6 separate regions of the Homo sapiens genome follow, and regions 1, 2, 3, 4 and 5 are each linked to region 6. A link is a loop called in an ENCODE intact Hi-C map of the cell type or tissue named here. Cell type or tissue: PC-9. All regions are shown on one strand. Links, peaks and the distances in the headings refer to the core of each region. The heading gives the core; the rest is flanking DNA.

Region 1 (4,827 bases), core at 340-4,339, 320 kb before region 6:
TCTACCAAGCCAATAATAGTTTGGAATGAATACACGCAGCTTAAAACACAAACTTTTTTTTTTTTTTCCTGAACTCACTGATGTTTCTGAGGAAGTTTTAACTTATCAATCACTGGTACTATGGAACAATTTAATTACCTAAGTTGAAGGAATGAAGTTATAAGAAAGATACAATGAAGAGCATTATGAATGTGCTTTAGAGACTTCAGTAAATAAGAAAACTGTCACTTTGTTCTCCTACTGCATTAGGAACTTCTCAAACAAAGAAGCTTGATGGAGGCAGACAGAGAGGGGCTTATCAGCTTAGGACACGGGATGGATGGTACAATTAACTGTCACACAGTCAGATATAATTCACTCTGATGAGGCCAGAGAAAGAAAACAAGGCAAAGAAAGGGCTCATCTTGTCCCTTTAGGTAATATCCAAATATCCCAGCACGGAAACCATCTTTTCCTCAAAGGTTATCTACACACGTGGCCTGAGAAGAAAGGCAGTAAGCCTTTGGGGAGTTGGGGAGAAGGAAGGAAAAGAAAACAGGAGGAGGAAAAAGGAAGACCTCTTTTCTGAACCACAAATGCCTCATGCTGCGCACTCCAAGCTGAAATGCAGTATGGTAGGTATTCTAAGGGGGAAAAAAACAACTACATTTCTTTCCTATTACTGATTCCTCTCTGCTTCACAGACCCAGCTCGGCCAAGTGGAAAACGGCTGCCATGAGTTCTGCAGAAGCTGCATGTCTTGCCCTGGCAGTCTGAAGGTGAAGCAGGCTTCAGAGGTGGACAGCTCAGGGAGAATCCAGAGAGGACACAGAAAAGCACACCAGGGCACCTTCTCCACGAGCCACCCACAGTCCATTTTACAGGCTAGAGCTCACCCTCTCAAAGTTAGAAGGTGCTCCAAAAACAGCTGGAGACTGGAGACCATAAACTACAAAATGCATGTGATGTTAAGATACTAAGAAAAGTACGGTTTCATTCTAAAACAGATGCACACAGAGAATTGTTTCTTCTGCCATGACAATACAGTTCCTTAGCTTTCAGAGTGCCAGACAAACTAGAATCAGAAACATCTTCCAACCAGTGTGAAGATGGAAGGAAAAAGAGCTCCTTTTCCTCTCCCTCCCCCACCACCTCCTCCCCACCAAAAAAAAAAAAAGAAAGAAGAAAGCCACGACACACCAGAAATAGCCTATGTGAGTCTGCTTCTAACAGCCAAAGGATGTGTGCACTATGAGCGGCTCCCTTGCAATGTGTGTTATAGTGAGCTCAAACATGACTATATATGGTATGTTTACGGAGTGAATGGACACAAACACGAAGCAGAACTTATATCAGACCCAAACTGGCTTTTAAAGAGCTCGGTTCCTCCACATTTATGGCCACAAGACGTCCCCTAAGTCAGAGCTAACTGTGGATACTTCCAGCAGTAATGTCTCCTGACTTGCTGGCACCGAGTTGCAGTGACTCCACCTCACTGCCCTCCCAGGCTGTCTGCGTGTGCACACACTTCCTTCTCCGTCCCCACCTCGCCTCCTCCCCTCCCATCTCCTGCTTTCCCCCTCTCAGGCCATCTACCCCCGGTCCCACAGAGACATAAATGCACATTCAAGAATGCTGCTGCTGAATGGGGCCTATGTTACATGACAGAGGGCATGGTAAGCGGGCCACAGACTGCTCTAGAAACAGATGGCAAGGCTGAGGCCCACAGCCGCTGCCTGCTTCTCACACAACAGGCTCCACAAAGTGTTTTATTCACATCCATGTTCTGCCTAGAAGGAAAGCCAGATACTGAAGTGTGTGTGTGTATCTGTGTGTGTGTGTTGGTGGGGGGAGTATAGTCTGAAGATGTATTAAAGTCCTGGGGGGCGGTGGGGAGACGGTGCGCAGAGCAGGAAGGAGAGGGATACGGAGAGGTGGCGTAGGGGGTAGGGAAAGAGAGAGAGAGAAAGAGAGAGGAAGGCACTGGCTTTAACAGTCTTGCCCAACCTGTTCTGCGGTATGTTCTGTTAACTCCTTTCTGGCAAATAGATGCAAACAGCAACCCCTTTCTTCCCTCTTCTTCTCCCCACAGGCATAGGGGCAGCTACAGGCAGAGAAAAGTCCCAAAGAAAAAGACGGGGCCCATTACTGGCTGAAATAAACCCATAATTTTGGTCATCTAGTATAAGACTTCCACTATCAGCTACTGGGGCTGACATTTCACTGGAAACTACCAACCTCACAGGCCCTCTCCATCTCCCAATTCTCCTCCTGACCCTGCAAAATAGGTTAATCGAGGTTAGGTCCTCTAAAATAGATACATGGAAATTAGGCTGAGCTAGGTCCAGTTTTCACGCACTTGAACAAAGCACTAAGGTGAGAAGGAAGCATCAAGTTCTTTTCTTCTTCTTCTTCGGTTGACATTAGGCATTTACAGGGTTAATAAGGGCAGCCTGAAGACCAGAAATTTACCTGCTTAGCAACAGAAGCATCAGCTAAGCTGTACTGGTTGTTTTGATACAGGAAAAGCAGTTTCTACCTGGTGAAAATTCCTGGTGATGTTTCAGTTGCCATTTTAAGCAACACACATACTAATCACAGGTAGAAGCCAGCAAGAAACTATGGGAAAAGGAGAAAAGTCCAAGGAGACTTTGCTCAGTTGAAAGGTCCAGGTCAAAACCAACCACCAAAACATGCGACCACACATGTAAACCTGCTCTGAAAATTACAACAGATCAGAGCTGAGAAAACTGCTCTTGGAAGCACTAACACACAAGCTCGTTTTCCCTCTAACTTGTTGTTTATGGCTGCTTTGTCTTCACATGGACCTTCAAGATTCTTCAGGTAGTGGAAAGAATGGGTGTCTTTTTTAATCATAAAAAGACAGATCTTCCCCTCTACACGGTGAGACGAAGAAGAAAGCATGACTCTCACAAAAGATTACACTTTCCCCCCTTAACTATGTTTGTATGTCGCAATTTTATAAAAAATGCAGATGTAACCCAGGGCCTTCATAACCTCGCTGAAGGACAACAAATAAATATATCTACTTCAAAATTCAACTACAGAAAGCTTCTTCATTTTCAACAAGTGACTGTTTCATTTTTGGAAGCTCCAGGATACCAAGGCACATAGAGTTGGTTGCTGTAAGATGTTTACTGCTGCCTTAACAGAAATGTATCTCCTTGGGAGAAGCAAGGCCTAAAAGCAGTTAGAACTGACAATTTGAACCAGTTGTTGAATATGTAAAGCACAGTAGAAAAAGATTAAAATATACTTCATTAACTAAAATACAAAGAAATAGAAATAATTTGTGAAAAAAAAAAAAGGAATAATGTCAATGTATACAACCAGAGAACACAGCACCTATATAATTACACAGGGCCAAAGAATGTCTATGTGAGAAAAACAAAACAGAAGTGAAAATCCTAACATTAATGCTATCACCTTTGGATAAGACCATGTTTCAAGAGCAGAAGAATGAGAAATTAAACAGTTACTTATAAATACTCTTCAATACCACATTGTAAAGTTTGGTTTTGACAGTTTCCCTTAAATTCAGTTTTAAAAATTAAGTTTCACATTATAATATAGTTGACAAATTAAAATTGTATATGTACAGTGTACAGGTGAGGTTTTGATACATGTATACATTGTGAAATGGTTAAATCAAGCTAACATATCTATAACCTCATATATTTATTTTTTGTTATGAGAACATTTAAGATCTTAAGTTCTAAACTGAAAACATTATTTGTGCATAAAGCTCAAAAAGAAAAAATATAATGACTTAGGAAATAATAAAACTTTCTAACTTCAACCCAATTTAAAGGAAAATTTGGAAGTCACATGTTTGAGAATATAAAAAAAAAAGTGTGCAAAACCAAGCCACAAAAACAATTCCCCCTTTAATAAAGTAAAATACTTGCACTTATTCAGGATCCCTAGACCAACAGTTTGAGCAAATTAAAACCTTATTTCTGAAACTTACATTTGAAAAAATGTAAGTTGGGTCAAAGAAATTCTAGTGTGGACAAAATGGTGGTATTTAAAGCAAAAATTTGGCCTATGCAAAAAAAAAAAAAAAAAAAGAAAGAAAAAAAGGCTGCAGTGATGCACACTGGTCGCCGGCAGAGTGGGCTGCAGAGGCCAGTTGTATCTAACAGTTGTGCTCAAAACAACAAATGGTGCATTCATAAACTGCAAAAGCAGAGGCTGTTCAGAGGCTGTAAAGTCTGCACCCGAATGATGAGCAGCCGACTTTGCTGTTGTTCCACAGAAAGGGAGTGAAAAAAAAGGACTGAATTCAGTTAGAAGCACAGGCTGTCACTTCAGCGGTGGCAAAACGGTCTAGATAAAGAGGCCCCAAGCACCATTTACTCTCTTCCAACAGGAGCTGGGTCTAATGATAATTGAGTCAACACCTCTACCTAAGATAATACTGCAAGAGCCAGTGTCGGGGGAAAGCCCAACTAGAAACCAGAACATGCACCTCCCCACACCCTTCTTGGTTTAAGAAAACATTCAGCACCACAAAACGCATAGTCTCAGACCAAGGGAGTGAACGACCATAGCCTGATTACCTGTGACACTGCCTCTCCATGCCCTTAACAAAAGAAACATCTGGTACCAGCTACTCAGCATCCCTGAAAACTGTCAGAGTTCCAACTTCTTAAAAAATTAATGAGCCGCATTTACACCTGCCAGTGCTGAAGGCCCATCAGGGCTAGCATAGGAACCACAATGCCTCACTTAATAGAAAACACTCGGGTTTGCAGCAAGCAAGCAAGCCAGCCAGCATCAGATGGGAGAATTTCCTTATGTATCATTTCCTAACCCTTTTAGCTG
Region 2 (4,827 bases), core at 447-4,446, 140 kb after region 6:
TTCATTATCTGATGGGCCTCTGTGTACTTTCTCTCTCTTCTCTCTCCATTCCTGGCCCTCCTCATCAATTCTCTGGCCATTTTGAACTTGACTCAGTCTCCCCAATGTGCCAGGCTTTCCCTGGCTTCCCGGCTCTGCGGGAGGATGAGAGTGGGCTCAACTGTCTTTTGAGGGAATCCTGGAAACACACCCACCCTGAGAGTCATTGTTTTGATGGAAGTGACATTCCAAACCAACATTTGGAACCAAGTCCTGTAAGCCAGAACCTGCACAGGTTTTGTTAAAGGAATCAATTTAGGCCTGGCACTGAACTCCTTTCTGCTGTAAGACTCTTTTAGAACTTTGGAAGTTTCTATGCAGGGGACTGAGCCATCCTGTCCCTGCCTGGTTGGGCATGAGAAGTCACTTGGAATAGGTCTGAGTGAATGCTGATGAACTCCGACTTAGCTCTGGTAAACAGTGCAAGTTCCCATGAGACTGCAGGGCAAGAACAGGGCAGGCTGCACACCGCGGGGAGAGGCACACCTCGTTCCGTCAAGAGACACCTGGGCCTGGTGCAGGCGCATTCTCCGTGGTTAACGGGTGTGAAATCGGCATTTATCATCAGTGACTTTTCATTGTGTGGCTTCTGTGAGTCCCCACCTTCCTTCTAAACCTCAGCAGGACACTTTCCCTTCCCTGTAGTTCAAATATGCGCCGCAACCTCAGCTTGATCTCAAGCTTTCTATTGCCATGTAAACAATCAGGGAGCCCTGGAATGGTGGGCTCCAGGGGTGGGTGGGTCAGGGCCACCCCCAGGGGTGCAGAGTCTGAAGGGGCTAAACTCCGGGCGGAGGCTGGGGGGCCTCAAAAGCATTTTCATGCAGGTGAGAAAAGGAAAATTTCCAGGGCATCTTGGCTGAAGCACAGAAGTGACTCCCGGAAGACCTGGCATGTGTGAGATGTAGGAGGGATGCTCTGTGCCTGCTTGTGTGTGTGCATGAGTGCGTGTGTGTGTATGTGTGTATGCGTGTACATGTGGTGGGTATGATGAGCCTCGGGGCTCCCTTTAGCATCTGCTGGTGAGTTTACTGTGCCTGCCGACCGTTTCCCAGGTCAGGCCTCCGCCCATGATAACTACTGTTTACCAAACACTTACTGTAGGTCAGTGACTCACATATGTGATCTCATTTCACTCTCCCAACAACCCTGACGTAAGGACTATTATCCCTATTTAACACATGAGGAAAGGGAGGTTTGAGAGCTCTGGTTACTTTTTCACATTCTGAAGCTAGGTGCCTCCACAGCACATGAAATGTTCTGCCGTCGTTCGTCTCCCTGGGACCATATGGAAACGGGGGCTGCTTCCCCTGGAGATCACAAAGGGCTTCTGCAGTAGAGAAAGGAGACTAAGAGCACCTTTCTAGACTTTTCCTTAGCATTCTTCAAGATGTACTATCAGAAGTTCAATAAAAACAACCTAATGCTGAGATTCATGGATAGAAAATTGACTCAACTTCCTGCCTTCCGACGAGCTTATTTTCTTCTTAGCCATTGTAAATTGGTGGAGCCGTGTTCCTCCTTGTCTTAGAAACTTTTAATGGTGCTGTTGCCCTCAGGTTAAGGTCTGGACTCCTTGTGGCTCTCCAAATCCCTCAGAGTCCTTCATTGTCTGAGCAGGCACACTCATCTTCTGTAGTTTAAAAGGTGGCAGTGGCTGGGCGCAGTGGCTCACGCCTGTAATCCCAGCACTTTGGGAGGCCGAGGCAGGCAGATCACCTGAAGTTGGGAGTTTGAGACCAGCCTGACCAACATGGAGAAACCCCGTCTCTACTAAAAATACAAAATTAGCCAGGCGTGGTGGCACATGCCTGTAACCCCAGCTACCCGGGAGGCTGAGGCAGGAGAATCGCTTGAACCTGGGAGGCAGAAGTTGGGGTGAGCTGATATCGCTCCATTGCACTCCAGTCTGGGCAACAAGAGCAAAACTCACTCTCAAAAAAAAAAAAAAGAGTGACAGTAATGACATGATCATTAAACATCTTTCAGGGAAGACTCTATGAGACCGATGTTTGCATGCTAAAGACAGGTGTTGCTGCCGGAAAGTGATTCGGTTTGAGGACTCAGGACTTGGGAACATCAGTCTCATCTCAACAGAACCCTTTTTTCAGTTCCCTGCTGTTTCCTGCACAAACTGGGGGAATGTGCTTGGCCTCCCTGGAGCTCGGATTGTCTAGCAGCTTGGATTGCTTAGTCCCCCTTTCCACACCTTCCTGCCACCCTGAGGGGGAGGCCTGATGGTTCATGGGCTTCCGCAGAAGGAATTTGCCCACTCTGCTTCCTAAAATGTGCAGCTGCATTTTGCTGCTGGGAAAATATTGATTGAAGGTCTGGAGGAGTCTGACAACTTGTAAGGCACATACAGTTTTTATCTGCAGGATGAAGTTAGTTTTTGTTTGGGCCTGGTGTTTTCGAAAGAAGGAAATCACTTTCATAAGCATCAGATTAGATCCAGGAAGCGTCCGCAGGACAATGAGAAGCTGATAGAGGCAGTGTCTCAGGATTTTGCCATTGGTTACTACCGCCACCTCCTGGCTGAAATTGTGAACTACACAGCATGGGCTTCCTGGGCAAACTGGTTTAAGAAAAGGTAGCCCCGTTTTCCCCATTTTCTGCAAGTTCTGTGTGGCGCAAAAAGGAAATGAGAAGACTTATTGTTTAGATAGAGTATTTATTGGCATATTTTATATTAACTGTGATGATAAAGCAGACACAAGAATAAGAAATAAAATCAGAGTGAATTTTTCTCATCTGAGGCAACAGGGAAAATAATTCATTGGAACAACCCTGTGACTCAGTGTTAGCTTTGCCCAAAATAAGTGTCAAGGCCCTTATCTGAGTTTCCAAGACCCCCTGCCCATTCTCTTAAGCTGACCTCTTAGCATATTGAGGGAAATCTACCAAACATTTTGGAAAATTAGTACAAAATTAAGGAATTAAAATGAAAATTGCAATATAAAAAATTATTGGGTCTGAGGCATGTCTTCAGGTTGTACAAGGAAAAGATGTAAGATTTGGTATCTCTCCTCTTCATTATTTTATATTGGTTTTATACATAAGCCCTCACCCTGTAGAAATATAAGTTCTAAGTTAGGAAAAGGATTATTTGTAACATACATGCAATACACATACATTGACAGAAATAGAAACAGGCTTTTTCTGTTATTTAAATAGTATTTTTGGAGTAGATTGGTTTTTCGTTTGTTTGTTTTTGAGACAGAGTCTTGCCCTGTCGCCAGGCTGGAGTGCAGTGGCGCGATCTCTGCTCCTTGCAATATTTTCCTCCCGGGTTCAAGTGATTCTCCTGCCTCTGCCTCCCGAATAGCTGGGACTACAAGCGTGTGCCACCATACCCAGCTAATTTTTGTATTTTTACTAGAGACAGGGTTTCACCATGTTGGTCAGGATGGTCTCTATCTCCTGACCTCATGATCCGCCTGCCTCGGCCTCCCAAAGTGCTGGGATTACAGGAGTGAGCCACTGTGCCTGGCGGATTGTATTTTTAAAAATTTATTTAGAGATGGGGTCTTGCTCTGTCAAGCAGGTTGGATGGAGTGCAGTGGCGCGATCATAACTCACTGCAGCCTTGACTTCCTAAGTCAAGCAACCCTCCTCCCTCAGCCTTTCCAGAGGACAGCAGCTGGGGCCTTCAGACAATTACGTTTCCTTAGTCGGACATCTGAGAGGCATAATTTCATGGCTACCACAGAAACTGAGAGCAAATATTACATTTCTCATCCCCCCTTGAAGCTTGGGTCTTGCTGAATATTGTTTTCATAAAGCAATCTGCCATATTGAAAAAGCCATGTAATGAGAAACTGTGTGCAACCTCCAGCCAACAGCTAGGAAAGAACTGAGGCCCTCAGTCTTCTCAGGTGGCCTACTGGCCAATATGTACAAGTTGTATATACAACTTCCAGAAGGGTCCTTAAAAGAAGAGGGCTATCACTTTCTTGCCTTCTTTTCTTTCTTGCTGGCTGGAATGTGATGATATCACTAGATCTGAAACAGCCATTTTGGACTAAAAGGCAGAAGCCACAGGTGAGGATGATGGAGTTACAAAATAAAAGAAGTCCAAGTCCTAGTGAACTGGGCCACCATGAACTTCCCAGGTTTACTGGAGAGAGAAATAAACCTCTAACTTGTGTATGTCTCTGCTTGATTTTCAGTTACTTATAACAGAACTTTATCCAAACTGAAAAAAATTTTACATTTTATATGTAAAGTCCGAAGTTTAACAGAGTTAGTATTTCCCAGACGATAAATCATGGGAAAAATAAAAGTTTAATTACCTAGGACTATTACTGGGAGATGATATTTGCTGCATATAGTGAAGGTGCTAGCAAATCTCCCCTTTTTGTTGCTAAGAGGGTGTTCCACTTAGTTAGCCAGGGCAACAGAAGGAAACCATTGATGTTCCTCACGGAGAAGTCTTTGAAAACAGCACATGAGACAGCAGCTAAGAGCGCCCCCCACCGCATTCCAGGCTAATAGCATTGGCTCCAGAGGCTAACAGGGTTTATTGAGTGAAGGGACCAAGGGGGAAACCAGCTTGATTTTAATTGTCTGTCTAGTCTGTTGGAAACTAACTTTCTCTAAATGAATGCTTTTTGAAGTTTTCAAAGCTCGAGAACATAATAAATATTACCCTTTGCTGGGTTTCCTCTTTGGCTATGGCACAGGGGGGTATTTTCTGGAAGGATATGGTTATCCTCTCTGATGACTTTCAAAATCTGAATTTAGGCTGGGCATGGTGGCTCACACCTGTAATTCCAACACTTTGGGAGG
Region 3 (4,827 bases), core at 525-4,524, 150 kb before region 6:
GAGAAAGGGCCAGACTGGAGATAAAGGTTTATGAGTCATCCTGTCGAGGTAGTAGTTGAAGCTGTGGGTGAGATTGCCCAGGGGGAGTGTGGAGAAAGAGAGTCAGGAGGCTGGGATGCAGTTGGGAGAGTAGCAGCTGTTTTCCATTCTGATTCAAAGCCTCTTTAGTAAGTTCTTTGTCTCACCATCCCTTTCCAAACCCACAGCCCACAATGATTACTCTTCTTTATTATTTTTTAAATTAAAAAGATTTTTTTTCTTTTAGAGAGATGGAATCTCTCCATGTCCTGGGCTCAAGTGATCCTCCCACCTTGGCCTCCCAAAGTGCCAGGATTGCAAGTGACAGCCACTGCTCCTGGCCTGCCCTGTCTTCTATGCAAACCCCCAACCCGCTTTTAAAAATCTAAGCTGCTCGCTTTCCATCTAAACAATGACCATATTGGAGAGGCCTTGGGTCCAACAACTCTGTATTTCTGTTACCTTTTCTGTGTTTTGCTCTTGTCTTTTGAACTCCCCTGGAAGCTCACAAAGGCTTGGGTTGCATTTTTGTATCCTGTACCCCCTTACCCCAAGTCAGCTACACCTAGTAACAGTCTCCCCTTTGGATGTTTTGATGGCCCATGCTAGAGGATCCTTAAAGATTCTAGGTCCGGTTGAACATTTTGGCTAGACGACAAAGTTCAAGTCCCCTTGGAAGAGCCCTATGCCTGTCTCCCTGATGCCAGCAACTGGAGCTCAGGGGTGACTCTGAATATCAACATTTCCTAGGTCCGCTTGGTGAATCCTAAACCCTGATTCCACGAGCAGCCTGAAAGCAGAAAAATCTCCTTGACTTTACCTCTGAAAACACTGCTTGGAAGAAGGGTGGTTTATTTCACTAAAAATAAGCTAGATGTTGAAGCAGTGTGTTGGAAAATAAAACGCCAAGCTCATTGTTTATTTTGGAAAAAAATGTTAAAATTCTGTTAATGCAGTTGTAATTGGTGATCAATACAGAAAGGCTGGTTAGAGGCCTTCATGAGTGAGGCTACTGGAAGAACAGCTCAGAGGTGTTGTAAAATGTTTTCACTCGTGCTGGGGTTATCTGCCAGGAAAGGTGCAGCTTATCACCAGGGATGTTTTTACCAGGCCGCTTCTGAACTTTAACCCACTGTCGAAACCAGGGTCGTGCGAGGGAGCCACAGCTTCTGGGCCCCCAGCACAGCTAACCCAGACTGCAGGCCTGATGTCAGCCACGTGATGTCACCTGCAGCTGGGGCATGGGCTGGCGAGGGATGCTGCGGCCCCGTGGGTTAGTTCTGGTGCTTAAGTCAGGGCGTCACAGCAATGGGAAAGGGTGATGCCAGGGAGAAGCCAGTGTAGTCCAGAGAGAGCTCGGCTTCTCCACCTGTGGCTTTCCTCTGCTCCAGGGGGACATGTAGACATCATTTGGAACGGAAAGTGGGCTGAGCAGCCACACCATTTGTTTCCCCATCCGTGTATTCTGAGGTTGCGTGCTCTTCAGTTTTTGCCCAGAGTGCTGGGCCCTGGACGATTTTGCTTCTTGCCCGAGTGCTGGTTTAATAACGGTGTGAATCAGAGGGGCGATGAGCCAGCGCCCACAGCGCAGAGCATCCAGGCATGTTGCAGCGGCGCAGAAGCGATGTGAGTTCCAGCTCCCGAAAGCCAGGGCTTTATTTCAGGGCTGTGGCCGAGGGCTAGATTGACTGTGGCCGGTGCCTGGCATCCTCCCTTCTGCCCAGGGGTGGTTCTCGCCTTCCTCCCTGAACTACCCTGAGCCGATTTCACCTTCCTCCAGTACCCCTTGCTCAGGGGTGGGAGTGGCTTTATTTGAACTCATTGAGGTTTCTAACACTCTTGGGAACATCACAGTAGAGAGGATGGCTGCACGCGTGCCAACATACCCATGCCTGTCTCAGCATCTCCCAGTCTCTTAGATTCAAAGGCATCCCCGAGAAGCAGGGCAAGCTTCCATTCAGGATAATGAGATTTAAGTTTGTTGGTCCTACTGTCTCTTGTGTTTGTAATTGTACATCACGTTTTCATTTGGTTTTGATGAGAGGCACACAGGGGGCAGGAAGAAGGGAGCCCAGTATCCCCATCCTCACCTAGAGACCTTTCAACCTGAAAGCCCCAGGTGCTGTTTGGACAGAGGGTGAGGGTGGAGTGAGTGGCAGATTGACCTGGGGACTTGGCCTTTGGAATCCTCACGCTCTCTTTGGAGGTCCTGAGCATCCTGCAGGGTAGCATTAAGCCCTTCCTCGTTTGTGCCAGTGCGCTTTTTGTAAATCTTCATGCCACGACATCCCAACCTCCCCTTGCGTGTTAGTTGGTGTGATTGGGTAAAAGCGGATCAATCCTTTAGAGATGTAAAAGGCAGAGGGGACAGTGGGAAGCCATCTCATGGAAGCTTTTTGTGAAGCTGCTCAGAATTCCTTCTCCCTCCATTGCTAACAGCCCCTCCAGCCTCCCTCCTCCAATGGAGACATTGAAAACAGCAACTTCCCCTTCCTTGCCCTAATCAGGGGTCTCCTCCTGTTAGCCCGTAGGACATAGGAGGCGCCTGCTGGCTGCTGCTGCTGGGAGCTGTGGAAACATGTGGCTGCCACGTAGGCTGTGAGTCAGCATCCCACCTTCCACAGGGGCCTTGGGAACCTGAAGGTGCTCAGTGCTCGTTAATATTAACCATCCCAGGCAGGCCCAGGGCAAATCCAGGAAGAGAGGCGTGGCAGCCTCAGGGCAGGGCGGTGGGTGGAGACGCCAGAAGCCAGGTGTCCTCTTGGCTCTTCAAGTCACCTGGCTTATTCCCTCCTGAAAATGCATTCTCTCTTTCCCTGTTTGGGTGAACGGCTGCTGGCAGGGCCACGGAAGGGAGGGGCCAGAGATGAAGAAAGGCTTTGCAGTCAGAGCCGAGTTAGGGTTATGGTCCACTGTAAGATCTTGGAAAAGATATTCTCTGTTTTTTTGAGACAGAGTCTCGCTCTGTCGCCCAGGCTGGAGTGCAGAGGCGTGATCTCTGCTCACTGCAGTCTCCGCCTCCGGGTTTCAAGCGATTCTCCTGCCTCAGCCTCCCGAGTAGCTGGGACTGCAGGTGCCCACCACCACACCCGGCTAATTTTTGTATTTTTGGTAGAGACAGGGTTTTACTATATGTTGGCCAGGCTGGTCTCAAACTCCTGGCCTCTAGTGATCCACCTGTCTCGGCCTCCCAAGGCGCTGGGGTTACAGGTGTGAGCCACCACACATCTGGCTGGAAAAGTTACCCTCTAAGCCTTAGTTTCCTTATTTTGAGGAACGGTCATCATGATGTGTACATTTTAGGCTTATGAGTGTTTCCCTGAGATAAAATGAGCACCGGTTGGTGTGAGAAGCAGCGATGATCTTTCTTTTTTCTGAATGGCTGTTTCTCTTGTCTCTTCCCCCAAGATCTGCCTTTCCTGCCCTTTCGACTAATAAGGGAAGAACTTCTCAAACAATTCGGCTATGTAACCTGGAGATGGGACTTTATGCATCATAGTGACAACTGGCTTCTGCTTCCCTGGGTGTGGTAGTTAGTGGAGAAGGGGAGGGTGCCCTGAGGGAGGGAGGACTCTGCAGAGGAATGGGCAGCCAAGAGTTGGTTCACCTGTACAAGAAATCTCCTTGGTGATCCTGAATCCATTCATGAGTCCAGGATGTCTCGGTGGTGGAACAACATCAGGCCTCTGAAATAGGGAAAGGTGAGTTCAGCACGATTGTGAAGGGGCACTCCAGCCTTGGGGATTTGGGCGAAGGGGACATGGGGTCAGGCTGTGCAGCATTCACCTCCTGTCCTTGGAGCCTTATCACCCAGTAGATAACCAGCTGCTTGCCCAGATGACTCACAAGGGTGCTTTAACTTCTGGGATTGTTCAGGGCCAGCTCCTTGGAAATTGAGGAAAACAAGCAAACATTGGAAGATTTGTTTGTTTATTTGAAAAATATTTACTGTGCACCTATTACGTGATGGCCACTTTCTAAGTCACAGAAGGTGCAGAGCCCTGAGCCACATGGACAAGGTCCCAGCTTTCATGCAGCTGAAATCCTCCAGTGAAGGAGGACAAGAAATAAGACATCTAAATAAATAAGCAAGACAACTCAGCTTGCAGTAAGTGCTGTGATAAGGAACTAGGCAGTGGCTCTCAAATTTGAGTGTGTATCAGAATTCCCTAGAGCCCTTGATAAAAACACTGATGGCCGGGCCCCACCCCAGTATTTCTGATTCAGTGTGTCGGAGTGGGGCCTGAGAATCTGCATTTCTCATAAGTTCTTAGATGATGCTGATGCTGCTGGTCCTTGGACCACCTTTGAGAACCACAGACTTGGGTAATGGTACAAGGGGTTGGGTGGGGTGGAGCCTAGTTTAGAAACAGCTCAGAAAGATAAAGTCAAAGGCCTGTGGACTGCGTTCCTTTTTAGTTTAGAAGGCAGAAGGGATGGAGGTGCTGTGTTTTTTGTAGTTCTTTTGTGGAAAGGACAGCTGCAAACAAAACAAAAACCTCTGTCTCACTTCTTACTCTACGTTTATTCCTATTCAGATCAGCTTCTGAGGCCGGGAGTGGTAGCTCATGCCTGTAATCCCAGCACTTTGAGAGGCTGAGGCAGGAGGATCTCTTGAGTCCAGGAGTTTAAGACCAGACTGGGCAACATAGGGAGACCCTGTCTCTGCAAAAAATAAAAAACAAATGAGCTGGGCATGGTGGCACACACATGTGGTCTCAGCTACTTGGGAGGCTGAGGCAGGAGGACTGCTTGAGTCTATGAGTTGGAGGCTGCAGCGAGCCATGATCTCACCACTGCACTTCAGCC
Region 4 (4,827 bases), core at 562-4,561, 110 kb after region 6:
AGCCTTGTTCTGCAGAAGAGGAAGAGTACCTTCCGTGTCGCTTGGAGCTGGCCTAATCCACTTAATGCCTTTCAGCTTGGTCATATGGAGGGACTAGCCACAAAGTTAGGGCTACAGCCCCAGCCCCGGGTCCCAGGCAGCTGCCCAGTGTGCTCATGCAGTTAGAATGTTCAGAGAGTAGGACACTGGGCCAAGCACATGGACTATTCTGTCCACCGACCAGCACAGATTAAACCCTTTGTAGACTCCGAGAGCTGTGCTTCTCAGGGAATTAAAGGATAGCTTTTGAAAACTATTTTTCTTTCCTCTTTCTCTCATTTTATTTACTTGAAACAGTATACACAATGTCCTTTTTAAATGAGGTGAAGCCCAGAATCTAGGGATCTGTTTTAAAGTGCAGTGAGGTTTTCCAGATCACTCATGAGGACTCTGCTTAATCTTGCCAGTCTCCTGGCTCTCATTAGAACACAGGCCTGCCTGTAGAAGGGACCCCCAGCATCTCTGCAGCAGCTGGGGAGGGCCATGAAGTGAGATGGAGATGACGCTTCCCTGCTGCTGCGCAGCTGTTTGCTCACCACCTCCCCTTGCAGGCAGCTCCCCGCGGCTGGACTGGGGATGTGCCACTACACAACATGGCCTTGTGCTGCGGACGGATGCTAGGAGCCACCAGGCCTGTAATGCAAGTGCTACGATTAACAGGAGCAAGTGTTCACTTTGCATTCAGGCCCTGGGTTTTTTTTGTTTTGTTTTTGAGACGGCGTCAGGCTGGAGTGCAGTGGTGCGATCACGGCTCCCTGCAGCCCCGGCCTCCTGGACTCAAGTGACCCTCCCACCTTAGCCTCCTGAGTAACTGAGACTGCAGCCACGCACCACCATACTCAGCTAATTTTAATTTTACTTTTTAGTAGAGACGGGGTCTTGCTGTGTTGGCCAGGCTGGCAGGCCCCGGTTTTGCAGTTGTATTTGCTGACCTGGCACATCGCTTCTGCTGAATCGTAATGAAAACATTCTTGAACAGGGATGAGTCACAGATGCTTTCATGAAACCCATTTGAGAGCACTGTTGGCCCATGTCCTCCGTGGATGCAGCACTCTTCCCATGGGCGCACGATGGTCATTTACTCCTGGAAAAGGACCTGAGGAAGTAAATGTCTCATCTCACTTTTTCTGCCCCATCTCTGGCTCTACTGCTTTTGTTTTTATCTTGAGACAATACCACACTCTGCTGGAGTTCCTTGGGGAGTCATTTTTAGCGGGGGGGGGGGGGTGGGATATGAGGACACTGGCACGAGGAAAACCTGCTCTAACTGCATTAGTTTTTCTAGACTTTTTTCTATTGTGGATTAAGAAGTTGGAAATGCAGAAACTCTTGGGAAGACAGGCCATGTGCTTTCACGGTACACAAATGGATCTTAAAAACATCCACCCTCCAGCTCATCTGTTGGAGAACCGTGAAGACAAACAGCACTATAAAAAGCATCCTATGCAGCAACTCCGCTTGATGCTGCAGCTGCCAGCGACCCCTCTCTGGAAGGGCGGCTGCTGAGTGCTGGCATTTGCTGAGGTTACTGAGAGCCATTACTGTTCGCTTTTGCACGCCTCACAGCACCTCCCAAAAAGAAAGTACTCAGATGCTAACGTTTGGCCTCTCCTCCTTCCCTGGCCGTTTCCAGGCCTCTGCTGTGCGTGTTGTCTTACTTCCCTTTAGAACCGAGCTGGTGCTTGTTTGGGCAGCACAGGAAGTGTGGGGCACCCAGATGCCTAAGCACCAGACAGAGGTGGCTGGATGGAGGAGGTGTCCCCTCTGCCATCCTACCCTGCTGCCTTTGTCTCCCTGGTCTCTTTTCTGGGCACTTGGCGCATTCTGCAACAGACGTCCACACACAGGGCTAAGTTCAGGTCCTCAGGGCACTGCTTGGTAGGGTAGGTGCAGTAAGGCTGAGGTCCCTGGATACAGAAGCCTCCCCAAGGCTCTCCTCAGCTCCTGGCGGAGCCCATTCTCTGCTCTGTCCAGGGCTTGTCGAGGGCGTCTCCCGACTTCTTTGGGAAAGCAGTTTGTTTGCCTTTCTCTTTCAACACTCGCCCATTTATCACAAACCCACAAGAGTTCAGACAGCCACGTAGCTCCTGCCTGGTCAGGACACATGGGGAATGGAAGAATTATGACATCAGTGCCCCCAAGAGGTGGTGCAAGTTGAAAACATAATCGGACGCAAAAACAGGTCTAGATTGATTCATACGTGACTAATGCCTGAACATTTTCAGAGGGACCCAGGAATTCCTTCCATCCAAGCCTCTGCTGTGTGCAGAGGGAACAGTAAGGCAGCAGTAGGTCGTTCCTGGTGCTCAGGGAGCTCACAGTCCAGGAACGAGGCGAGCTGCCTGCCCATGCGTCTGGCAGGAGTGGTACCCTGCTGGTGGCTGGGCACCCAGAATGAAGCAGACCCTTTCATGCACCCTGCTCCCAGGCCTTTCTTAGCAGGGGCTGAACACAGAGTTGCACAAATCAGATTCCAGTCTTCAACAGTAATGTGTGTGCTCACCGAACAACTCCTGTGGGGCTGAGCCCACATGTATTAACAGGGTGAAGATTTGTGGGGGAAATCTTCCCTCCCTCACCTGTCTCTCACATTCTGTGCCTCCTGGAGACCATTCAGAATCTCTCTCAGCCCAGCCTCCTGCCGTGTGGCTCTTTCCCCCTCCCCTCTGTCAACCTCAAACCACATTTCCCCTGTATCCCTCAGCCCCGTAGACATCGTCTTCACTTCTTCCTTTTTTCAGTAGGTCTCGGTTCCCTTGCGAGTTCTTTCTCACCCCTCCCCCATCAGCTCGTGGAAGCTTGGAGTGTGGAGCACAGCAAACCAAGGGGCCTCCTTTGGGACCCTGTGACAGTGCAGGGCTGCACCTGAGCCCTGTGCCTCTGGACAACAGCCAAGGGCAATTGCCCACACTTGTATGTCAGATGTCTCCCACCCTTTTGTGTTCCAGGAAATGACTTACTGCAAAGAACCACTCTTCCCCACGAGACTTCGAGAAGACCCGCTGTCACGGACTGAGTTGTGTCCTCTTAAAATTCAGATGTTGGAGTCCAAACCCCCAGTAACTCAGAGTGTGAACGTATTTGAAGAGGTCTTTAAAGAGGTGATGAAGGTAAAATGAAGTCACTAGGGTGGGCCCTAATCCAACCTGACAGGTGTCCTCATAAGTAGAGGAGATGAGGACACAGACACATGGAGGAAAGACCATGTGGGGACACAGGGAGAAGATGGCTGAGGGGAGAGGCCAGAGGAGAAACCAGCCCTGTCCATGTGTTGACCTGGGACTTCCAGCCTCCAGCATGGTGAGACGATGCATCTCTGGTTAAGCCCCATCTGTGCAGTACTTTGTTATGGCAGCCCTACTAGCACACCAGTAGGTCCATTCATAAATGCCGTATACTCGTTCTTGTGATTTCCGTAACAGTCATGGGTGACTGCCTTGTTTCCTGTGATAAGGACACAGAGACCCTCCAAATTACCATTCTTTGTTTCTTAAATGATTAGCTGAACTATTTGTCCCTCCAAACAAGCTAGAAACAGCTAGATACTCCTTGTCCAGCTGATTGACAGATGCCTCCTGATGACATAAACATGCCAACTGTAAAATCACCCCCACCTGGAACTGGTTCACTCCTCCCTATAAAAGTCTAGACAAAACCAACTGCCAGGACACTCAGGTTTTGGGATCTGGGTGCTCTCCCGACTATAATATAATAACCTGAATAAAGTCAGTTTGCTTACCGGCTTAGGTCTTTGTCTCTGACAATTTGCCTCTGTGACGTGGATGGGACTGGAAGTCCATTTGGAGCCCTGTCTTCTCCACCTAGGGAGAGAGACCCCATGAGCTCGTCAAGCTCCTTCTGTGACTGATCAGAGATCCCACCGTGAGTCCAGCTCCTGGTCCCATGCTCTGGATATATCGGTCCCTGGCAGCGTGGTAAGGATTTGATTTTGATTATTTGCTTGAGTGCCCTTCTGGCTTTGTTTCGTAGTTGGCTTCTGTTTAACCTTGGTGCTATGCGAAATTCTCAATCCACTTCTCACCCTGCCCTTTAAAAATCCCTTCCGATGATACGTATTCCACTGTGATGAGAATTCAGTTCATTATCCCAAAAAATGGCAAGATTTCCCTGAGGACAACTTGGAACTGCAAGTTGATCCCTCTGAGGCACCTGGAATCTCCCTGTGTCCATCTACAGATCCCCCTCAAGATCTGTTCTCTTCAAAGGTCAGCTTATTTTGCTTGGTCCAAGGAGGCTGAAACATGAGAAAATGTCTCCAATCTACTTCAAACTGAGCAGTCCCTTAAGCACGTCTCTCACTACCAATCTCTCCTCCCACTCCTCCACCCTTAACAAAACCTCTCAACCCTTTCTCCCCCTGCCCCACCCCTCTATGGGCCCTGCTCTGATGCTTTCCCCCCTACCCAGTATTCCTCCTTAGTCTGAGGGACTTTTTTCCTCCTTTAGCCCCTGCTCCCCAATCTTCCCTGCTCCTACTTCCCTACCTCATCCTGATGTATTGGTGCTTCCCCATCATGATAGAAGGCCCATGACCCGAGGGCCGAATTGAATAAGGACTCACTCAGGTCCATATGCAGTTGTGAAGGGCTTTTCAGACAGACCAGGGAAGAGTTTACTAATCCATTTGGTTTTGTCCTTGGGGCGTATTCTCCTGGGTTCCCTGAACTTTATCAATTTTTGCAGCTGTTAATGGGTACCAGAGATGCCACCTTATGGTTTGAAAAGCCACACGGGCTACTCTTCATGAGGACTTCCAAGGAAATCAGA
Region 5 (4,827 bases), core at 593-4,592, 230 kb before region 6:
CACCATGTTAGCCAGGATGGTCTTGATCTCCTGACCTCGGGAGCCGCCCGTCTCGGCCTCCCAAAGTGCTGGGATTACAGGCGTGAGCCACTGCGCCCGGCCAATAAGGCCAATTGTTATTATTATTCTCATTCTACTAGTGAGACAACTTCAGCAAGGTTTACCTAGTTACCAATAAATAAGTAAATAAATGTAGACTGGGGATAATTACATCTCCACAAAAGTTTTCACAACAAAATAACCTCTACTTTTATATATTTAGAATATAATTCAATTGATTAGTTTCTGTCTCCTAAGAATATACTATATACTCCTTAAAGTAAAATACATCTCAATGTATGTTTCTTTATTTTAGAGTGCCTTGGATACAGAAATTTACAGCCTAAGTCAGCTTTTCAGATAACCCTTAAGAGGATAACACACCCCTTTTTTTGCTTCTAGATAAAAAGTCCCAGCAGTTGCACATTGCTTCTGGGTTTGCAGCTTCACTGCTCTTTGGGCCTTGGTTCAGCAGCCCTGCCTACACCTTGTGACTAAGGTCCACTGGACAAAACCGGATGCAAAAAAATGGGACAAAAACCAGGTAGGGTGCTCAAGAAGAGTTTGGGCTATACACTCACACAGCTAAATTTCCCTTTGCAGTCTCATCTTTTTTTTTTTTTTTCTTGATTTTGCTTGTCTCGCTAGCATTCAAACCCAAAGCCCATCCCTTTTAAATCTCCATTCCTCCCTTTCCAAATCATCACGTGCCTGGGGTGTGAGATGCCACTGTGCTCATGAGGGAACTGGGCTGCTCTCCTTCTGCTTTGAGGAGGGTCGTTTTTTTTTTTTCTTCTTCTTTTAATAAAGGCCTTTTCACGTTTGTTTCTCAGGCCTTCCTCAAATACAAAACTGTCACTGTCCCCTGCTCCTTCCAACTCTAGGATATCAGCTTCAAACCTTTGTATGAACTAAGTGGTGAGTAGTAAAACTTTGGTAAATGTATGGCAGCCCGGGCGTGCATTTGGAAGACAAACCCTAACGCAAAAACGTTTAGTTCGTATTCTCTGAAATAGTAAAAAAACAAACACAGAGCAAAACTCCACCTCCTCCCCAGCTTTCCTTTCACGTCTTGGTTCGGTAATAAGAAAAGTTAATCCACCCCCTAGTGCAACTGCAGCCTCTTTCTCGGCCAGGCTCACCTAGAACACTCACTGCATCATTGCATCCAAGCCAAACTCGGTTACTGAGGCAACCAAGTTTTCCTTCCCAAAGGGTCACAGGGAAACACATCCCTCGGGATCCCCTGGTAACCGTCCACCGATAATGCTGGGGAACCACAACAGCAAATGACTCGCTTTCCAAGGCTGGAGCTGGCCGCCTCGGTCGGCCACAGCGGGGGTGTGCGTGGGGGGTATGCAGCATCCAGTTACATTCCTGACCCACTTTCGCGTCCCCTCCCTCCCCCTCCTCTTCCTCCTCCTCCCAGACAGGCCGCGAGGGCGCCAGCGCTCCGAGGAGCCATCCGCGAGCACTCCCCAGACAGCTGCCGGCTGGGTGCACCCGGCGTCGGGCACTACGGGGGGGACGCCGAGGGAGCCTGCCCCCGCCCCCACCCCCACCCCCGGCTTCCCTGCGCGCTCCCTCCTCGGTCACATGGACCCGCGAGCACCTGTTGGCAACCTCAGCCCCAAGCCGAGCCCCCCGCCGCCCCCTCTCCACCCTCACAGCAAAATTCCTTGCGGGAGGGAATGGGAAGACCGCCCAGTTCCCGTTCTGCAAACCCCGCTTTGCTAGGAGGGCGCAGGGGCCGGCGGGCGACGCCTGCACAGCTGCTCAGCTTAGGAAAGTGCAAAAGCGCCGCAGGCAAGCGGCGACTCGGTAGAGGGGATCCTAACCACCCCCTCCACGCATCACCCGCCTCCCCCGAGGCGGAGCGGGGAGATGGGGTGCGCCCGCCCCCAGCCCAACTCCGCTGGAAACCTGGGCTCCTCGCGGGCGCAGGGTGGGGATGCTGTGGAGTCCCGGCCGGGGCCGCAGGGGCGAGGGCAGGTAGCGGGTGGTGACGGGTGGGTGTGCGTTCCGGGTAGCCCAGTGCAGGAAGGGGGAGGGAAGCTGCCGTCGCAGCTGCAACTTCTGAGCGTGCAGAGCAACTCAGCAACTTTGCCTGCCCGGCGCGCCCCTCCCCCGCGCCACCGGGCCGGGCCGGGGGCTGCGCGGCGCCTTGCGGGCAGACTGGAGGTGCGGCCCAGTGGGGAAGGGACTGGGCTGGGGCTGCGGAAGTGGCACAGCCTCTCGGGGGACAGGAGTTGGGGGGCGCACCCACGCGCCCCGAGGCTTGAAAAATACGCCCGGGCCCCGCGCCGCGCACGCACCCCGCAGCCCCACACCAGCCAGGCCCTCGACTGCCGCTGGGCTCCGCGCGAGGAAGGGGGCGGAAGGATGGCGGCGGAACCATGGAAACTGTGCTCGGTGGATAAATAAGGAGAGGGCCGCGCTAGGCCGTCCCGGGCTGCCAGCATCTCGGAAGGCGGATGCAGCGCCCGGGGGAAGCGCGGCCCAGTTCGCACAAGTTGTTCTTCCCGAGCCGCCGCAGGGCTGCTGCCCTACCGCCCGGCTCCGCGCCGCAGCCGCCCTCGGGGGACGCCGCCTGGAGAGGCAGGCCCCAGCCTGGAAGGAGGCCGCCGGCGGGGGCTACGAGGTGTGGGGCAGAGGAGAGTGTGAAGGTGACCCCGGGGTCATCAGGTGTTTGTTCCGGGTCTTAAGGACCGCGCAAAGCCCTGCCGGTCTCGCTAGTCCCAGGTGCGCGTCCCGGAAGGTGAATTCATGTAGTTCAGACATTCTGAAGCTTCAGTGGGGCTAAATCCAGAAGTACAGGGAACCTGGGACGGCCTGGGATGGTACCCCATGTCCCCGAAGTTCTGCCCACACCCCTTCAGGGCGGCTCCCGGGAGTCGGATTGGCAACAGGGAAGCAGGATGTAAACTGGGAGGCTCTGGCCAGGCCCGGGCGCTCAACCGCACCCATTCCCTGCAAGCAAACTTAGCCTCCAACCTTCCTCCCCAGAGCTCTTCATCTGACTCACTGCCGAGTTACTGATGCTCTCCGGCCAAGCCTATTGCCTGTAAAGCTAGAGATTTCAATGGTGGTGTTATGAAGTTGAGTCACTTCAGGGTGTGGGGATCTTCAGACGCAAAGGGGTTATTTCAAGCGAAAGTAAACTACCTGCGCGGAGAAGCCTGGCAACCAGCTGAACGATTTAATTACATGCCATCTTAATTTAAAGAGATTTGCATGTTCATGAGGCCAGCTGGACAGTTACATTGTGATGTGTACCTGGAAATTACTTTTTAACTGGATAAGGTCAATTTATTTCACACCACGAACGGGTGAACAGTATTTCTCTTTTTTTGGATTCAACATTTTTGGTTCTTTTACTTCTTTTTCTCTTTTCTCTAATCCCACGACATTATTTTCTTTTACTTCTTAATGAAAAAAAAAATAACCTTCTACCCTTTTCCTCTGAAATAATTATGAAAGTCTAGGCTAGAGCGTAGTTTTCCAGAATACCATTCCAAAGAACTAAATCTTCAATATGGCCTTAAGTTATATTTGAAAAAAGGGCTCTGTGGTCATATATCACAACACATTTATTCCCAGATATACACAGTTTTGAATGTTAACATCTCTGATGTCTTCTATTTGGTGCCATCTTAGCATTGGGTCATAGTTTAATTGGCTATGATTTTCTTTCTTAGTGGTCCATAAAATAAGGAAGTTTGAGAAATGCTGAGTTAAGCAAGTTAAATCAAGTATATTTGTTACACAAGAAATAAATACAGCAGTGTAAGGCCTTTCAGAATCTTTGATGTGCTAAGGTGTTTGTGAATCACCACGAAGAGTTTATAATATGAAAACTTTCCTAAGTATGTTTGTTCAGTCACCGTTTTTGTTTTTTGTTTTTTGGTTTTTTTTGGTGAGGATTTTGCCCAGGGCTAGTGTTCCTTCTGGGTACTGCTGCTCTGCTGCTCTAGGAATTGTGCCAGATTTGAACAGGGTTGAGAGAAGTGTTCACGTTTCAAAATGGTGTCATTAGGAATCATCAACTGATAAACTAAATTTTAGTATAATTACCAAAAAGAGAAAGACCATTTGAGGAAACATTCAGAGGCAGACCTGTTCACATTTGGCTGTAGTGGAAACTGAATCAGGACCATCTTTAGAGAACTGGTTCCAGTGAACATTTAGTATGTCGGAAAATTCATGCATCTGATATATCTAATCCATGTTACACTACCTCCTGCATTATTTTAATTTGTAGGAGTCAATAAAAATGTCTTATTTAAAGTAGACTGGCACTAAGCCACTCCCCAATTACTTACAAAAAGTCCCCCAAAACATTGTTATAGAAAAATAAGAAAGGGTGGTGAGCACATGAAAGTGTACTCTAGGCTGGGCGCGGTGGCTCATGCCTGTAATCCCAGCACTTTGGGAGGCCAAAGCGGGAGGATCACCTGAGGTCAGGAGTTGGAGACCAGCGTGACCAGCGTGGAGAAACCCCATCTCTACTAAAAATACAAAAAATTAGCTGGCCGTGATGGCGCATGCCTGTAATCCCAGCTACTCGGGGGGCTGAGGCAGGAGAATCGTTTGAACCTGGGAGGTGGAGGTTGCGGTGAGCCAAAATCCCACCATTGCACTCCAACCTGGGCAATAAGAGTGAAACTCCATCTCAAAAAAAAAAAAAAAGAGCAGGAGGCATGTACAATTTTCCAAAGACAAATGAAATTGGAGATAGAAGGCCAGATGTGATGGTTCACACATGTAACCCCAGCCTTTTGGGAGGCC
Region 6 (4,827 bases), core at 482-4,481:
TTACTTAATCTCCCCACTGAGCCGATTTTAAAAAAGAATATTTTGTAGAGATGGAGTCTTGCTGTGTGGAACAGGCTGATCTTAAACTCCTGGTCTCAAGGGATCTTCCTACCTCAGCCTCCCAAATTGCTGGGATTACAGGTGTGAGCTACTGTGCCTGGCTTGAACTGATTAAGTTCGGGTAGTTGAGATTTGGAGAGAATAAGGAAGTGGCCAGGGGTGGTGGCTGGCAGGTGGACAAGCCCAGGTGTGATTTCCAGGACTTGATGCTGACACCTGTGGAGGAAGGCTCACCATGAGACGAATGCTGCGAGGATGCTGGATGCACTTCTTCCCTTTTTATCTCTCCAGCGGCCCCGTGAGGAGGTAGCCATTGCTATCCCTGTTTTAGATGATGAAATTGAGGCTCAGAGAAGTTAAGTACCTTCCAAAATCGTCAGGTGGGTTTCTGAGCCATTGTTATAGCAGCAAAAGATATTTTCAGGCATCCTGGACATTGTGGATGACTGGATTGTTAGAGTGACCGTCCGTTCAGGTTGGTCCTCAGCCTTGGGCAAGCCTGGAGGGCTGGTCACCCCATTAGGTGCCCCTTCATGTCTTCCTCTTCTTTTCCCACTGTGAACCTATTGCTTTGATCTTCACAGCAATGCGCTGTTATTTGAGTGGTACCCTTGGGAAATGTAGACAGAGCTCTGGGAGCAGAGGGCAGAACCCAAATCCAGGAGTTGTGAGGATTACAGGAGCAAAATTCTTTGCACAGTGCTGGGAAGGCACGAATGCTCAGTACGTGGTGGTTCTTGTTAGTAGCACAATATGGTCTGGAGGGTGGAAGAAAAGAGGGAAACTGGGAGCAACTGCAGAATTAGGCATCAGGTGCCATGGAAGCAGAATGGCTCCATTTGTTGAGCTCCTGTTCAGGGCGGGCATTCTTTCACTTTCCTGGCTGGCATCCTCATGGCTGTGACTAGGTCTGGGAGGCAGGATGGAGGCCACAGTTTCCAGGTGAGGACAGCCAGGCACCTGCCCAAGCCAGGATGGGGTGGAGCAAGAATATGAATTCACCTTGGTCAGACTCCAAAGCGCTGATTTTAATATTGAAACCCAGCTGTCTTTTGGGGGAAAGGGGATGGGGAAAAGACACAGTCAGGAGGGACTCTGAAAGAACACAAGGCAGGGAGGCAGGAAGAAGCAGAGGGAGAAGATGGAGTCTCTGTGGGAACTGGGGAGTGTGAAGGGGTTTCCAGCCAGAGTTTTAAAGAATGGCCTCAGTGCACTGAGCATTCCTATGTGCAAGGCATATCTCTGTGGTTTCACACATATCAACAGTTTCAAGCCTCCCCCCAAATCCTATGAGGTTGGTAGTATTGTCATCATCACCACACCATCATCATCACCATCATCACCACCATCATCACCATCACCATCATCATCACCACACCATCATCATCACCACACCATCATCATCACCATCATCACCACCATCACCATCATCACCATCACCATCATCACCATCATCGTCACCACCACCATCATCACCACCATCATCACCATCACCACCACCACAACTATCGTCATCATCACCACCACCATCACCACCATCATCATCACCACCATCATCACCACCATCATCATCACCATCATCACCACAAATATCAACACCACACCATCATCATCATCATCACCACTATCATTATCACCATCATCTCCATCTTACAAATGAGGAAAGTGAGGCACAGAGGGGTAAAGAAACTTGTCCAAGATCACACAGCTACTAAGTGATGCAGCTGGATTCAAATTTGTCTTACGGTTAAGTAAGGATGAAAGGACCTTCTCCTTCTCCTTCTCCCTCTTCCCCCTCCTCCCCCGTCATCATGTCCTCTTCCTCCTCCTCCTCCTTTTAAAAAGATAGTCTTTTCTTTAGCTGCAAGGCCAGGTTAGTGGAGTCTAGGCAAAGTCTTATTTTTTAGCCAGCTCCTTTCTCTTTCTTTTCTTTTCTCTAATTAGAGCTGGGAAAAGGTGAACCTTTTAGCCCCTCTGCCACATTGCCTTTTTACTGACTCGAGCTAATCAGGGAGTAGGGCTGCTAGTGGTGGTGGAGAGGGGATTTGGTGACTGGCAAGTGGAGAGAAAATTCCAGATGTGTAGGGGTGTGTGTGTGGGTGGGTGGGTGTGTTGGGGGGTGCTCAGACAGAAGTTGCTCTAGGAAAGTAAACACTTGGATCCTGGAGCTTGAAACTCACCCCATCCCACACCTTTTTATTAATTCTCTAAACCTGTATTGTAACCTTCATGGTTGATCTCCTTTCAGGCATGGGGAAAGTGCCAAGCCCTGAGATCACCTGTTGGCTTTGTCCCAACTCGCTGCTCAGGAAGCAGCTTTTGTGCATCTCTTGCTCCTGTGTCTGATGGGAAACTGGGGCGGGAGTAGCAGATCAGGAGAGAACGTGTGCTGGGTGTGGGTTCCCCGGCTGTGGGCGGGCTTTACCTGCTCCAGCCCTCCTGACCAAGGGGAGCCCATGAGTCACCGGTTCTGGCCTGCCTCACCTGTCCAGCCCTCTCCCCTGCATTGCCCCTGCCACCACCACCTCCTCACCCCATGCATTGTTCATCTGTTTCCGTATCTGTCCCCTTTAACTGAGTCACCACTGGGCTTGTCCTGGGACCAGCCCTGCTGTGAACCACACAATCATGAATGGCCCGCACATCAATAGGTTGAAACGGTTAAACAATAAAAGTCTGGCACCAGCCAAGCTGGATGGTTCAACTTGTAAAGAAACAGAATCAACTGCTGCATAGCAGGGAGTCTTGTTTCAGGTGGATTTCACGCTGGAAGGTTCTCTTTCCGCCAACAAATTAGTGAACTAGATATATACCAGAGCTACAGAGAGAAGCTTTCTCTCTAAAGAGAAAGCATGTCACAGATGAGCTGGTGGAAGAGCGTGAAACGCCTCGAACTACAGCATTGTACAAGTGTACATGTGAACTATGGTTCATCATGGTTACAATAACAACAATACAGAAATCAATCTTTATAGCCCACAGTAAGGTCTCAATGAAGAGTTATTAGATACATTAATAAAAAGTCTGTTTTATGTTTGAAATCTGAGCAATTACAGACCAAGAAACTGAGAATTCTGTGTAACAAAAATATCAATGCTGCTGCAAAACTGATTATTCCAATCTAGATTGGCTTCAAAGGTGGAGCAGTTTGAGGAACAGAAATAGATCATGAAGCCAGGATGATGAATGAAAAGAACCAGCAATGGAGATGCATCATTTAGCAGCAGTTGCCTAAAGGCAGGATTGCTGTGTATTATTGTACAGGTTGTATATGGCACAGCTCCTGAAGGTGCACCTCATAGAGACTGCAATATGCATGATGACCCTGGAGTTTTTCAAAGTGATGGCTCTGGTTTATCCCAATCGTTTAGTGAGGGATGTGTGAAAAGTTAACATCAGAGCCAAACAGTGCATATTATTCGCAGTTTTTCTATATATCTATCTATGCTTACCTTAACTGTTTAGCAAATTGCATACGTAATTCATTCACATGGATTCAGCCTTTTTATGAGAATTATAGATTCACAGGAAATTGCAGAACAATGTACAAGGAAGTCCTGTGTATCCTTCATCTTCATTCAGTTTTCCCCAGGTAACATCTTATAGAAGTAGATACAATATTAAAACCCGGAAATTGACATTGGTATACTCTACAGAGTTTCCTTGGATTTCACCGGCTTTGCATGCACTCATTTGTGTGTGTGTGTGTGTGTGGGCAGGGGGGCAGTTCTGTGCAGCCTTATCACACTGAACTGGTGGTAGAGTCTTGTAACCATCACCATAATCAAGATACAGAACTGTTCCATCATTGCAAAAATCTCCCACCTCCTTACTCCCTCCTCCATATCTAACCCCTGATAACGACTAATTTGTTCTCCAGCTCTATAATTTCGCTATTTTGAGAATGCTAGATAGATAGGAATTCAATCTTTTTCTTTTGTCAATCACTTTTTTTTTTGAGACAGAGTTCCGCCCTTGTTGCCCAGGCTGGAGTGCAATGGCTTGATCTCGGCTCACCGTAACCTCTGCCTCCCAGGTTTAAGCGATTCTCCTGCCTCAGCCCCCCGAGTAGCTGGGATTATAGGCATGTTCCACCAAGCCCGGCTAATTTTGTATTTTTAGTAGAGACGGGGTTTCTCCATGTTGGTCAGGCTGGTCTCGAACTCCCAACCTCAGGTAATCCACTGGCCTTGGCCTCCCAAAGTGCTGGGATTACAGGTGTGAGCCACCATGCCTGGCCCTTTTCAATCACTTTTTAACTAGTTATTTCACTACAGAGTTCTGACTTAAGGATTTCTATGCAAACATAAGAAGTAGATGTGTTTGAACTACAGAGACCCAACTGAGAACAAAGTGGACAATCTTGTGCCTAGAGAGGACAGACCAGGAGACAGGAGAATACTTTGATTTATTAAGCACTTAACTGGGTGCCAGGCACTGTTCTGAGGCTTCATGGAAGTTGCCGACAGAATGGTGCCCTGAGAGGCTGCCTCCTCTTGGGAGATTCTTCCCCCACCCCCACCAACACACTCTCTCTATGTCCTGTGCAGATTCCCACTGGGTCACCATCCCCCCGACAGCAGGAGTCTCTGGCTTCTCAGAGAGCTTGGTGTGAAGCACAGGGCCTCTGGCCACTGAGTTGTTCAGCTTTGGTTTTCCCTCCCCGTGGGTGCAGGGTAAACTCTCGCTGTTGGGGGCTTCTCCCCATTCCTTTGTTCTGCCCTTGGATTGCCCTTGTTGTCCCCTCCCAGCTGCTAGGACCAAATG

Evidence for each region. A loop is a pair of places that touch in the nucleus more often than their neighbours do. Peaks named below come from ENCODE experiments on the same cell type or tissue, not always from the same donor. Only the 100,000 strongest peaks of a DNase experiment are listed, where the experiment ranks them.
Region 1: it touches region 6 in a loop (2.9-fold over the local background); 3 of 110 quality-filtered maps call a loop at or near these places.
Region 2: it touches region 6 in a loop (4-fold over the local background); 6 of 110 quality-filtered maps call a loop at or near these places.
Region 3: a loop joins it to region 6, with 5 times the contacts of the local background. A loop is called at or near these places in 3 of 110 quality-filtered maps.
Region 4: it touches region 6 in a loop (2.6-fold over the local background); 3 of 110 quality-filtered maps call a loop at or near these places.
Region 5: a loop joins it to region 6, with 4 times the contacts of the local background. A loop is called at or near these places in 7 of 110 quality-filtered maps.

Annotation. Positions count from the first base shown.
Region 1 is chr6:7,143,095-7,147,921 of GRCh38, reverse strand. The region is part of intron 1 of RREB1 (ras responsive element binding protein 1); the gene reads right to left. Among named protein-coding and RNA genes, the nearest start is that of RREB1, 38 kb to the right of the region's middle. RefSeq lists enhancers at 1,325-1,474, 1,733-2,403. In PC-9, for the core only: no CTCF peak of the experiment used is centred there; DNase peaks (open chromatin) are centred at 1,991 and 2,461; H3K4me3 peaks cover 2,532 bases; H3K27ac peaks cover 3,222 bases.
Region 2 is chr6:6,674,743-6,679,569 of GRCh38, reverse strand. No RefSeq gene overlaps it. Among named protein-coding and RNA genes, the nearest start is that of LY86-AS1, 54 kb to the right of the region's middle. RefSeq lists an enhancer at 4,779-4,827. In PC-9, for the core only: a CTCF peak has its summit at 2,565 (motif pointing left); DNase peaks (open chromatin) are centred at 559, 1,139 and 2,529; H3K4me3 peaks cover 493 bases; H3K27ac peaks cover 1,341 bases.
Region 3 is chr6:6,967,861-6,972,687 of GRCh38, reverse strand. No RefSeq gene overlaps it. Among named protein-coding and RNA genes, the nearest start is that of LINC03055, 85 kb to the right of the region's middle. RefSeq lists an enhancer at 3,698-3,992. In PC-9, for the core only: no CTCF peak of the experiment used is centred there; DNase peaks (open chromatin) are centred at 2,717 and 3,537; H3K27ac peaks cover 2,513 bases.
Region 4 is chr6:6,710,019-6,714,845 of GRCh38, reverse strand. LOC101928004 (a long non-coding RNA gene) reads left to right here. Exons shown (of 5, transcript NR_187687.1): 3 at 2,988-3,149; 4 at 3,865-3,974. LOC101928047 (a long non-coding RNA gene) reads right to left here. Exons shown (of 6, transcript XR_001743949.2): 2 at 3,779-3,860; 3 at 972-1,135. Among named protein-coding and RNA genes, the nearest start is that of LY86-AS1, 90 kb to the right of the region's middle. RefSeq lists enhancers at 1,776-1,925, 2,693-2,752, 2,093-2,882. In PC-9, for the core only: CTCF peaks have their summits at 1,960 and 2,159 (motif pointing left); a DNase peak (open chromatin) is centred at 2,115; H3K4me3 peaks cover 487 bases; H3K27ac peaks cover 2,381 bases.
Region 5 is chr6:7,049,230-7,054,056 of GRCh38, reverse strand. No RefSeq gene overlaps it. Among named protein-coding and RNA genes, the nearest start is that of RREB1, 56 kb to the left of the region's middle. RefSeq lists silencers at 1,819-2,268, 2,299-2,418 and an enhancer at 2,250-2,751. In PC-9, for the core only: no CTCF peak of the experiment used is centred there; DNase peaks (open chromatin) are centred at 2,056, 3,066 and 3,866; H3K4me3 peaks cover 2,897 bases; H3K27ac peaks cover 3,802 bases.
Region 6 is chr6:6,818,640-6,823,466 of GRCh38, reverse strand. No RefSeq gene overlaps it. Among named protein-coding and RNA genes, the nearest start is that of LINC03055, 65 kb to the left of the region's middle. In PC-9, for the core only: no CTCF peak of the experiment used is centred there; a DNase peak (open chromatin) is centred at 2,586; H3K27ac peaks cover 2,862 bases.